Regions from separate parts of the Homo sapiens genome. Here region 1 is linked to region 2. A link is a contact called in ENCODE Hi-C or POLR2A ChIA-PET data. All regions are on one chromosome and are shown on one strand. The core of a region is the stretch at or near the end of the contact, and the rest is flanking DNA. Distances in the headings are between cores, read along the strand shown. Region 1 overlaps TBC1D2B (TBC1 domain family member 2B). Region 2 has its middle 87 kb from the start of TBC1D2B.

Region 1 (4,273 bases), core at 1,773-4,272, 60 kb after region 2:
GAGTATACACTTTTTTTTTTTTTTTTTTGAGACTGGGTCTCACTCTGTCACTAAGGCCTGGAGTGCAGTGGTGTGATCACGGCTCACTGCAGCCTCTTGAGTCAAGAGGCAAGAAGTTACAAATAACCACAGATTGCCAGTTCTTGGTTTTACTATCATGTATTAAGCACTAGGCACCGAGGGCACAACAACCAATGAGACAGAGCTTTCCCCGTAAAGGAGAACACATCCAGGAGAGAGACATAAGTAAAACAGTAACATGTCAAGCTCCAAGTCACTACAGAATAAATACATTGAGTCGTTGGGATCCAGACCCTTCCTGTGAGTCTTAGGGTTCCAGGAGATGCCTGGGGGACTTCTAGAGGGAAAAGAGGATGGGGGCCCCATGCTCAGCTTCATCCTCAGCAGTTCCTCCTTCACTCTTTTATATACTAGGGTTGCCTTTAAGATTTCATTTGGAAAAGAGGTTCCAGTAAACAAAAGAAAAAAAAGTTCAAACACCACTAATCCAGTCCAGTCTCCCTACCTACTTTCTCCATCAGGACACTAGAGTCCAGAGCCAGGGCCAGAACCCAGACACCTGCCCCTGCAGTATACAAATATTGCAAGGCAGGTAGAGATGAGTGTACCTACTAGAGAGCACAGTGTCTGGAGTGGGGGGCAGGGGGTGCTCAATGTTGGTGACACCATGTGTCAGTCTACAGGCACATGGGGTAAAGGTGCAGCTCAAACTCCTTTACTTCAAAGGCTGGTCTTACAATCATCATCACAATTCTAAGCCAAGTCAGGAAATAAACACAACAAACTGTACAGATTTCTGTTACAGGCTGAGTCCAGCCTCTTCTTCCTGTGTGGGCTAGTAGCAAGGTGATGAACGGCCCCTCTGCGAGACTGGACTGTCAAATGCTCATGTGGCAAAGTGCCTATTACCAAGAAAACCCCAGGCCTTGCAGCAACCCACAGCCCATACTGGAAATACTTCCTGAGGAACTCAGAGGCCCCAAGGAGGGGTGGAGAAAAGGGACCAGAGACCAGGGAGGAACACGTTGGAGGAAAATTTCTAAAAGTAATTATCTGACTTGAAAAAGAAGCTCTTTTCCAGCTTAATACATTTTTGCTGTTACTGTTATTTTTGTCTGGTTTTTGGTTTTTAAGAGACCACGTGAGATTTACTTAATGAAAAGCAGAGCTGCTGGCTTCTCCTCAATACATGTCCTAACATTAGCATGCAGGAAACCGCCTCAAGGAGGACACTAAGGGAAAACACAAACTAGGACATGGCAACATTTCCTCGAAGATTTTAAGAGGCTGGACTAGTGTTCATGAACATGTCTTTTGTCTTACAGCTTCAGTGGGGAAAGAAAGTCTGTGCCTGACGGTTTTTGGTGTTTAGACCTCTGTCTTTTTTAAACATTTTCAAATGCCTAAATGAAAACTCTGAGGGAGTTTCCGACTGCATTGTTCCCATTTCCTAGGTTCTGATTCCAGCACTGCCTCTAAATCCAGTGTGAACCCGGGCAGTCTCAGCCTCCCTGGTCTCCAAGAGCCCTTCCCACTTACTGCATTCTAACACATGATGCTCAAAGTCTCCTCCTAATGGGACTCCCCGCACAGGGGCGGCTCCTGCCTACAACCGGACTGCCTCAGTGAGTCTTCCCTCTCCTCTCCTGCTGTCTCAGTCAGGCCTAGGTGCTCCGCCAGCAACCTCTGCAGAGCACAGAACTGTGTACAGTGGGAGAATTCTCATAAAACTCAACCCAGGCTTGCAGCTGCATCCAAGAAAGGAGAAAAGAACACTGGGAAAGGGTTGTACCCATATGCATCAAAGCACACAGCAAACGAAAGTCTGGGTGTCAACACTGGGAGTTGGAGGAAGACAGGGTGGGTTTAATCTGAAAAAAATTTTTTTATTTATCAATGTGAGTTTTAATACAGATTGTGAAGGACCCAGTCAGGAGGAATAGAAATATCTTCCAAGTGAGGACATAGCATACATCTAAGTACCAGAAAAAAGGGGCAGCCAACCACCAGGTCCTGAGAGGCCCCAGGATGGGCCAGTCCATATGTCTGGTTAATTGCTCATTTGCCTGTCCCCTACCCCCATCAAGGACACAACTCTGTGAGAACTGAACCTCTATCTGATTTGCTAACAGCTGCATATCCAACACCTAGCATAGAGGAGTGACTTAATAAATATTGGTTAAATGACCAAATTAATCCATAAAAGACAAGAACTTGCTAACATGGCATGGGACAAAAGGCCAATTGGGCAGAAGGCAGCAAAGGCCCCTGCAGTTCTTGAGTGGGTTTATACTCATCATACTTCCTGACTTTCCTCTCTCCTGCCACCTTGCCTCTGACAGATGCCCTGAATTGGGGTGGGGGTTTCCCTGGGGTGGGGGTTTCCCTCTTTTCCTTTCCCATTCCTCCCTGTTCTCCTGCAATCTGGCTCAGCCACCACCCCACCCCCATTCACAGCCACATCAATCCCTGTATTCACCTGCACCAAGTCCCACCAAATCTAGGCTGAGGATGTCTCTGCTGACACCAAATTGCAAGCCTGTTCCACATAGACTCCTTTCCAACCCTCTCTAGCAGGCTCCTCCGAGACAGAACTGCAATCTAACCCCACTCAGCATCTCCCTCACATCCTCCCTCCCACAGTCACATTCTTTCACAACCTGACTTTCACAGACTGGTTCAGAGAGCATCTTGCTTTACAGATGGGGAAATTATGATGTGCTCAAGGTCCCATAAGCTCTCCCCATGCTGCCTCTCAGATACAACACTGGTAACTACCATGACTGATACTTCACAAGAACGCATGGTATTTTGCAGCATTTTACAAGGATTACACAAAAGCACAGCTTCCTTGATCTCTGTATGGAATCACGACATTAAAGGATGATGTGTAATTCCTGTGGCACTGCCAACGCGGGGCCTGCATTCCACCTGATGGCTTTCCTTCTGGCAGCTCTCTACACCCTGCATCCTGCACCGAGAGCACTGCTCAGGCTGCCTGAGGACTGAAAGTTACAGCTACTCCTCCCACGCCATCCCCTTGCACACAAGCTGTTAAAAGTGTAACAGTTCAACTAACCAATGCAGCTGCTTCAGGGGAGGAAATGTGTGGTCATCCTTCAAACTGTCTTCACAATACAATTTTCTGCAAGAAATACCATCCATATTCAAACAGGCACTTGGGCATTTGAGCCTGCTATGACCATGAGTGCTTTAGTACTCATGAACTTTCAAGAAGTTTTTTAAAAAAGCAGGGTGTTGTTATCCCTGGCTTGTTTTCTTATTAGTTTATGTGGGGAATGAAGTAAACGGAATGTGCTAGACATACATCCTGTAATGAGGCTATTAGCCATTTATGGGCACCTCCTTTGGGTTCTAGCTACCTCATTCTCAACAGCTATAAAGGTTTATAGACACCTGATTGTATCTTTATGCAAATTACTCTTTTATGTTGAAACTAGGTCTTTATCTATCCAGACACAGAAGACAATGTAGAATGGTATTTGAGGCATGGCATGCCTTCAGAGGGCAGGCTACAAAATAGAGGGCAGACAGAACAGATACTGACTAATAATAAAGCTGCAAGTTCCAATCACACAGGAAAGTCTCTTACTCAACACAGATTCTAGAAAAAAAATTAATGTAAGCAACTATGTGACAGTGCTGGCTCCTTAATGAATATTCAATCCAGCTTTTCCTTACTTATAGACCTTGGTTTTGATCGTGGCCATATGCTCAGCTAAAATACTTGGCTTCCCAGACTCCTTCCAGCTAGGAATGGCCATATGACAGTTCCAGCCAATGATGCATAAGCCACAGGTTTCTGGGAAAGCATTCTCCTTTTGATGTAAGTGCCACCCCCAGGGGCAGCTAGCATGAGCAGGAAAGCTAATACACTCTAGCAATGGAAAATACAGAGTCAGAGACAGCTTGGGCCCTTCAGTGGCACTAGTGAGTAGCTATGCCAGCCACAAACTGCTTATCATGTGAGACAAATTACTCCCTATGTGTAAGTCCTTATTAGTAAGGTTTCCTGTTAATTACAACTAAACATAATGCTAACCCTTTCAAAATGATATCATCTCATATATATGTATACAATATATATGTGTATATACACATACATATGGCTCTTTACACTTAACAATGCAGTTTCCCATTTGATCTTTATAACAACTATGAAGAGGGGTGAACAAACTTCAATTCCCAGAGCCACAGTTTCCTAACCCTGTACTACAGGATACGTGACTTA
Region 2 (4,797 bases), core at 836-3,335:
TTCTTCAGATATTTCCCCGGGCTGGGGCGTGGGTCTGATGCCTTTCCCGCCACATGCCTCACAGGGTCACACCCGTGGGCCTGCACGTGGGTGTCTTGGTCCCCAGTGCTCGCGCAGCTGCGGTGGAGGTTCCTCAGTGCAGGACGTGCAGTGTGTGGATACACGGGACCTCTGGACACTGCAGCCCTTCCATTGTCAGCCCGGGCCTGCCAAACCGCCTGCACACCGGCCCTGCGGGGCCCAGCCCTGCCTCAGCTGTTACACATCTTCCTGGAGGGAGGTGAGGCCTGGGGGTTCAGATCGGGGGAGGGGATGCCCTCAGACCCTGGCTGTGCCCTGACTCCTTCCCTGCCCACCCAGTGCTCCGAGGCCTGTGGCGGTGGTGAGCAGCAGCATCTGGTGACTTGCCCGGAGCCAGGCCTCTGCGAGGAGGCGCTGAGACCCAACACCACCTGGCCCTGCAACACCCACCCCTGCACGCAGTGGGTGGTGGGGCCCTGGGGCCAGGTGAGCCGGGCTGTGGCGGGGAGCAGGGAGCAAGTGCTTGGTAGCACCTGGTCAGTCCTGGGTTGGGTGAAGGAGCTGTGGAGTGTGTGCTGTGAGCCAGGCTCTCTGTGGCCCCTGCACATGCAGCAGTGACTGGACAGCCCTGCCATGCTGGCGCTCACACCTGCCAGGGAAAAACGGACAAGGAAAGGGCACATGTGTTATGATGTCAGGGAAGGCCTTCTGAGGAGGGGCCTGGGGTTGAGACCCGAGGGGAGGAGTCAGTGATGCCAAGGACACGGAATCGAGGGGACAGCAGGTGTGAAGTCTGAGGCAGGAATGTCGAGCTTGGGGCGATCAGGGAGCCCAGCAAAGGCCAGCGGCAGAAGGGGGCGTTAAGAGGGGCCTCGGATGGGCAGGATACCTTCTGCTGGGCCTGTTTGGAACTGAGGGGTTCAGAAATCTCAGGTTTGGGCCCTGAGCTGGGTCCTGGAGTCAGCTGGGCCAGCGTTTGAGTCTTTGTCCCACTGGCTGCTGAGTGACTGGGCAGGTTGCTTTGCTTTGCTGGGTCACTGTTTTCTCATCTGTAAAATTGGAACAGCTTAGGAGAGGAGGGTCAGAAGGATTAAATGAAGGAACGTAATGAAGCACAGGGCTGGGCACAGCACGACACTGGCAGAGACTCAGCGCATGTTCAGGGCTGATAACAACGAAGCCTGGCGGGCTGGGCCCCGGCTGTGAAACTGTCTCCTGCCCTCCTGCCCATGGGCTGCGGCAGGTCCTCTGCCCTGTCCCTCGGGCACAGTGGTGTCTCGCCCACATCTCTGCCCACTGCTGCATCAGGGCTCCATCCCGGGGCCCCTGCCCAGGCTTCTCAGGCATGTCCTGTGTGAGGGGCTCACTGCCCTGCAGCCCCGAGGGCTGTCCCACGGTTCTCATGCCCCTTCCCTCTGCAGGAGCCAATCCCACAAGTGAGAGTGGGGTTCCGGCACCAAGTGGGCTCTAGGAATGGGACCAGGTCCTCCAGGAAGCACTGAGAGGGCGGCTGGGAGCAAGGCCAGGCCAGTCAGGCACAGGGCACAGGGACGGCTTCCCAGAGGAGGTGTCCCTGCCCCCACTGCTAGGGCTGGCCCTGGAGACAGTCATTCCTCCCCTGCTCCCCCCAGTGCTCAGCCCCCTGTGGCAGTGGCGTCCAGCGGCGCCTAGTCAAGTGTGTCAACACCCAGACAGGGCTGCCCGAGGAAGACAGTGACCAGTGTGGCCATGAGGCCTGGCCTGAGAGCTCCCGGCCGTGTGGCACCGAGGATTGTGAGCCCATCGAGTCTCCCCGTGAGTCCCCTGACCCCAGGCTCCCTGCTGAAGTGAGGTAGGGTGGGGAGGGTGATGGGGAAATGGTGTCGTCAAACCATTGTGCCCACGGCACTGGCTGGTTCCATCTGTAGTCTGGGCTCAGGAGCCACATGGCCACTGAAAATCCTGATGCCACAGGATGCCTTGCCGGAGGCTGGGCTGTGCTGGGAGTCAGTCAAGGGGTGTCCCAGCCACACAACATCCTGCAGGCAGCTGTCTGGCCTCAGGGGAGAAGAGGGAGTGGCCCTGGCCCCTGAGTTGCTGTGTGAACCTGGGTAAGCTCTTTCTCCTCTAGGTCTCAGTCTTCCCACAGTGAAGCCAGGGATGGCCCTGAGGCTGTGTGAAAACAGCCTGGGTGAGACCCTGTCCTTAACCCTGATCTTAACCCTGACCTATCTATTCCCTGGCTAGAGGACTGCCTAGAGTGAGCAATAGAACCACATGAAGGGCCTCCCTCCCCTGCCCCCAACATGCGCGCGCACACACACACACACACACACACACACACACACACTTCCTCCAGCTGCAGCTGCTCCCAGCAGTGCTGAGGGCAGGAAACGGGGTGGCCCTGGAGTGTCACCTGGGATCCCCTCACCAGCTGTGTGGCCTTGGGCTCCCATTTCCCTCTCAGGGCCTTCATGTGCTGAATAAAGGGGCTGCCAAGCCCCATCCTTGCATAAATGAGGTCTGGGCATGAAGGGCACAGCACTGCGTGGGCATCCAGGTGGTGCTCAGGGAAGGCAGCTTTCTCCCCTCCCCCACAGCCACTGTCATCCCCAATTGCAAGGTCAGGGAGAGGGCCTGGGGCTGACCCTGCCAGTCCAAGGAATCCAGAAACTGTGGCATGAACAGCTGCGTCCCCTGTGCTATTGGCTGGCTGCTCCCTGACCCTAGAAAAGAGTCCTCAGCCAGGGCACTCACGCTGACATTCGGGGCCTCCTGCGATCTCCCCGGTCTGCCTTCTCCGCTTGTCCAACGCAGCCTTCTTTACCTGCACCGGCTCCTGGGCAGCCCTCATTCGGGCTCAGAGTGGCCCCTGCCATGCCTCGCTGCCCTGCCTCTGGCAGGGGTGGCCTTCCTGCCTCAAACCCCATTACCTCAAGGTCCAGTGGCAGTGCCCCCACCCTGTCCTGCCTGCCCTCAGCACGCACCCAGCCAGCATCTCAGAGCACTCCTATGTGCTGCCTGAGCTGGGTGCTGGCACCACGTCTCTCACCTTTATGGCTAGGGCTGGCCACAGGGAGCGGGGTGGTTATGATCCCAGTGGGGGAGGACCAGATGGGGCAGAGAACAGAAACTGAGGCCCCTGGGGGCCTAGAACCAAGGACGGATGGCCCAGGAGGCTCTGGGCTTGCAAGGTCTCCCAGGGGCGGGTGTGAGTGGGCTGCAGGGAGTGGGCTATGGGGGCTGGTTAGGTGGCTGAACTAGAAGCTGTCCTAAGTGAGTTTTCTGCCATCAGTGAACAGTGGAGGGGGGCTGGGAAGGTGTCCTGGACTTTGAGATCTGGAATTCCCAGATGTTCTGCTGGTCTGTGGGACAGTTGGTGGGACATGTGGAAAGCTGGGAAACGCGTGTGTGTGTGCTCACTGCAGTGACACAGCATGGCCATATCCGTTTGCTGTGGAGGTGGGGTTGACAGAGGAGAGAACCGAGGCCCAAGAGGTGAAGCAGCTTGTCTGAGGTCACCCCGGGCGACCAGGATGCAGGCCTGCAGATGTGCACTTTGGAGCTCTGCCTGGAGCTGGGGTGGAGGAGCCTGCCTGCTGCCTCGTGCCCTCTGCCGGGCCTGGGGGATGTCCCAGGCCCAGGGCTGGCTGCTGTCCTCCTGCTCCTCTTGCTGGAGTAAGCAGGGCCTGGGGTTTGTTAGCAGCAGCGGCAGCAGCAGGAGCAAGGCTAGGAGGCTGGAAACAAGCCACATCCCAAAATAGCTCTGATAACCATGGGGCAGGAGGGCCCAGCCAAGCCTCAGCCCTGACAAGCACAGCCTGCAGCTGGCCTCCCTCCCCACTGGGCCTGGGCTCAGTCCCTGGTTTCCACTGATGGCCTGTAAGGCCCACTCACTCTAGGCTTTGTGGCCCACCTGAGAAGTGGGAGGCTGGCCTGGGAGATGGGACCCTGTGACTCAGAACCCGAGGCTGTGTACAGCCCCCGTGGCTGGAGGTGGTCACAGAGGCCTGGCAGGATAGGTGCACTGGAGCAGGGGGAGGTGGCGGGAGTGGACGGCAGAGGTTGCTGCAGGCTGGCAGGAGGCCCCTGGGACCTCAGTTCTGTGCCAGGATCTGTCGGGGAATACCAGGGGTGAGCAAGTATGGAGATGGGGTGGCAGGGTGTCACCCTGGGCAGGCTCTTTTATGGGCATGTGAGGGGGTCAGGGTGGGGTCTCAAGACCTTTCCTCCAGAAACTTCAGCCCAGCAGCGCCCGTTCTTGAATCCTGGGGTTGGCCATGAGCAGGTGGGACAGAAATAGCAACAGCTGGAGACGTGTGACCTTGAAACCGGGGCACTCTGCTTGGTGGGGAGCTGCTGGAGCCTCCTTAAGGTGGTTGGGGTGGGGAGCCAGGTTCTGATGCCCCCCCCGCCCCCCCACCCCCCCCAATCCCCCGCCCCCCCACTCCCCCCACTCCCCCCCACTCCCCCCCCACTCCACTCCCCCCCACTCCCCCCCCACTCCCCCCCACTCCCCCCACTCCCCCCACTCCCCCCACTCCAGGCTATAAGCGGGACCACCTGTCCTTCAGGTTCTGCGAGACGCTGCACCTAGTGGGCTGCTGCCAGCTGCCCACTGTCCGCACCCACTGCTGCCGCTCGTGCTCTCCGCCCAGCCACGGCGCCCGCTCCCGAGGCCATCAGCGGGTTGCCTGCCACTGACCGTGCCAGGATGCACAGACCGACCAACAGACCTCAGTGCCCACCATGGGCTGTGGCGGAGCTCCTGCCCCCTACGCCCTACGCCCTACGCCC

Evidence for each region. Hi-C counts contacts between places; a loop is a spot of excess contacts on that map. ChIA-PET counts read pairs that join two places held with the same protein, here RNA polymerase II (POLR2A). Pooled maps may share reads with other maps.
Region 1: a pooled map shows a loop between it and region 2 (2.1-fold over the local background). The contact joins two enhancer-like sites. A Hi-C loop is called at or near these places in 18 of 168 maps with a recorded cell type or tissue (B cell, Calu3, GM12878 and 15 more), 14 of 37 single-sample maps with no recorded cell type and 21 of 50 pooled maps. POLR2A ChIA-PET finds 5 or more read pairs at or near these places in 8 of 52 experiments (AG04450, CD4-positive, alpha-beta T cell, CD8-positive, alpha-beta memory T cell and 5 more).

Annotation. Positions count from the first base shown.
Region 1 is chr15:78,047,154-78,051,426 of GRCh38, forward strand. All of the region lies in intron 2 of TBC1D2B (TBC1 domain family member 2B), which reads right to left. Among named protein-coding and RNA genes, the nearest start is that of TBC1D2B, 28 kb to the right of the region's middle. RefSeq lists a silencer at 168-247. Within about 2 kb of position 3,023, at least 14 of the 41 ENCODE cell types and tissues checked have a DNase peak (open chromatin) inside an H3K27ac peak, as active enhancers do; they include right lobe of liver, where a contact is called at or near this core.
Region 2 is chr15:77,988,357-77,993,153 of GRCh38, forward strand. It overlaps the pseudogene ADAMTS7P3. Among named protein-coding and RNA genes, the nearest start is that of TBC1D2B, 87 kb to the right of the region's middle. RefSeq lists a silencer at 2,438-2,527. Within about 2 kb of position 2,086, at least 6 of the 41 ENCODE cell types and tissues checked have a DNase peak (open chromatin) inside an H3K27ac peak, as active enhancers do; they include right lobe of liver, where a contact is called at or near this core.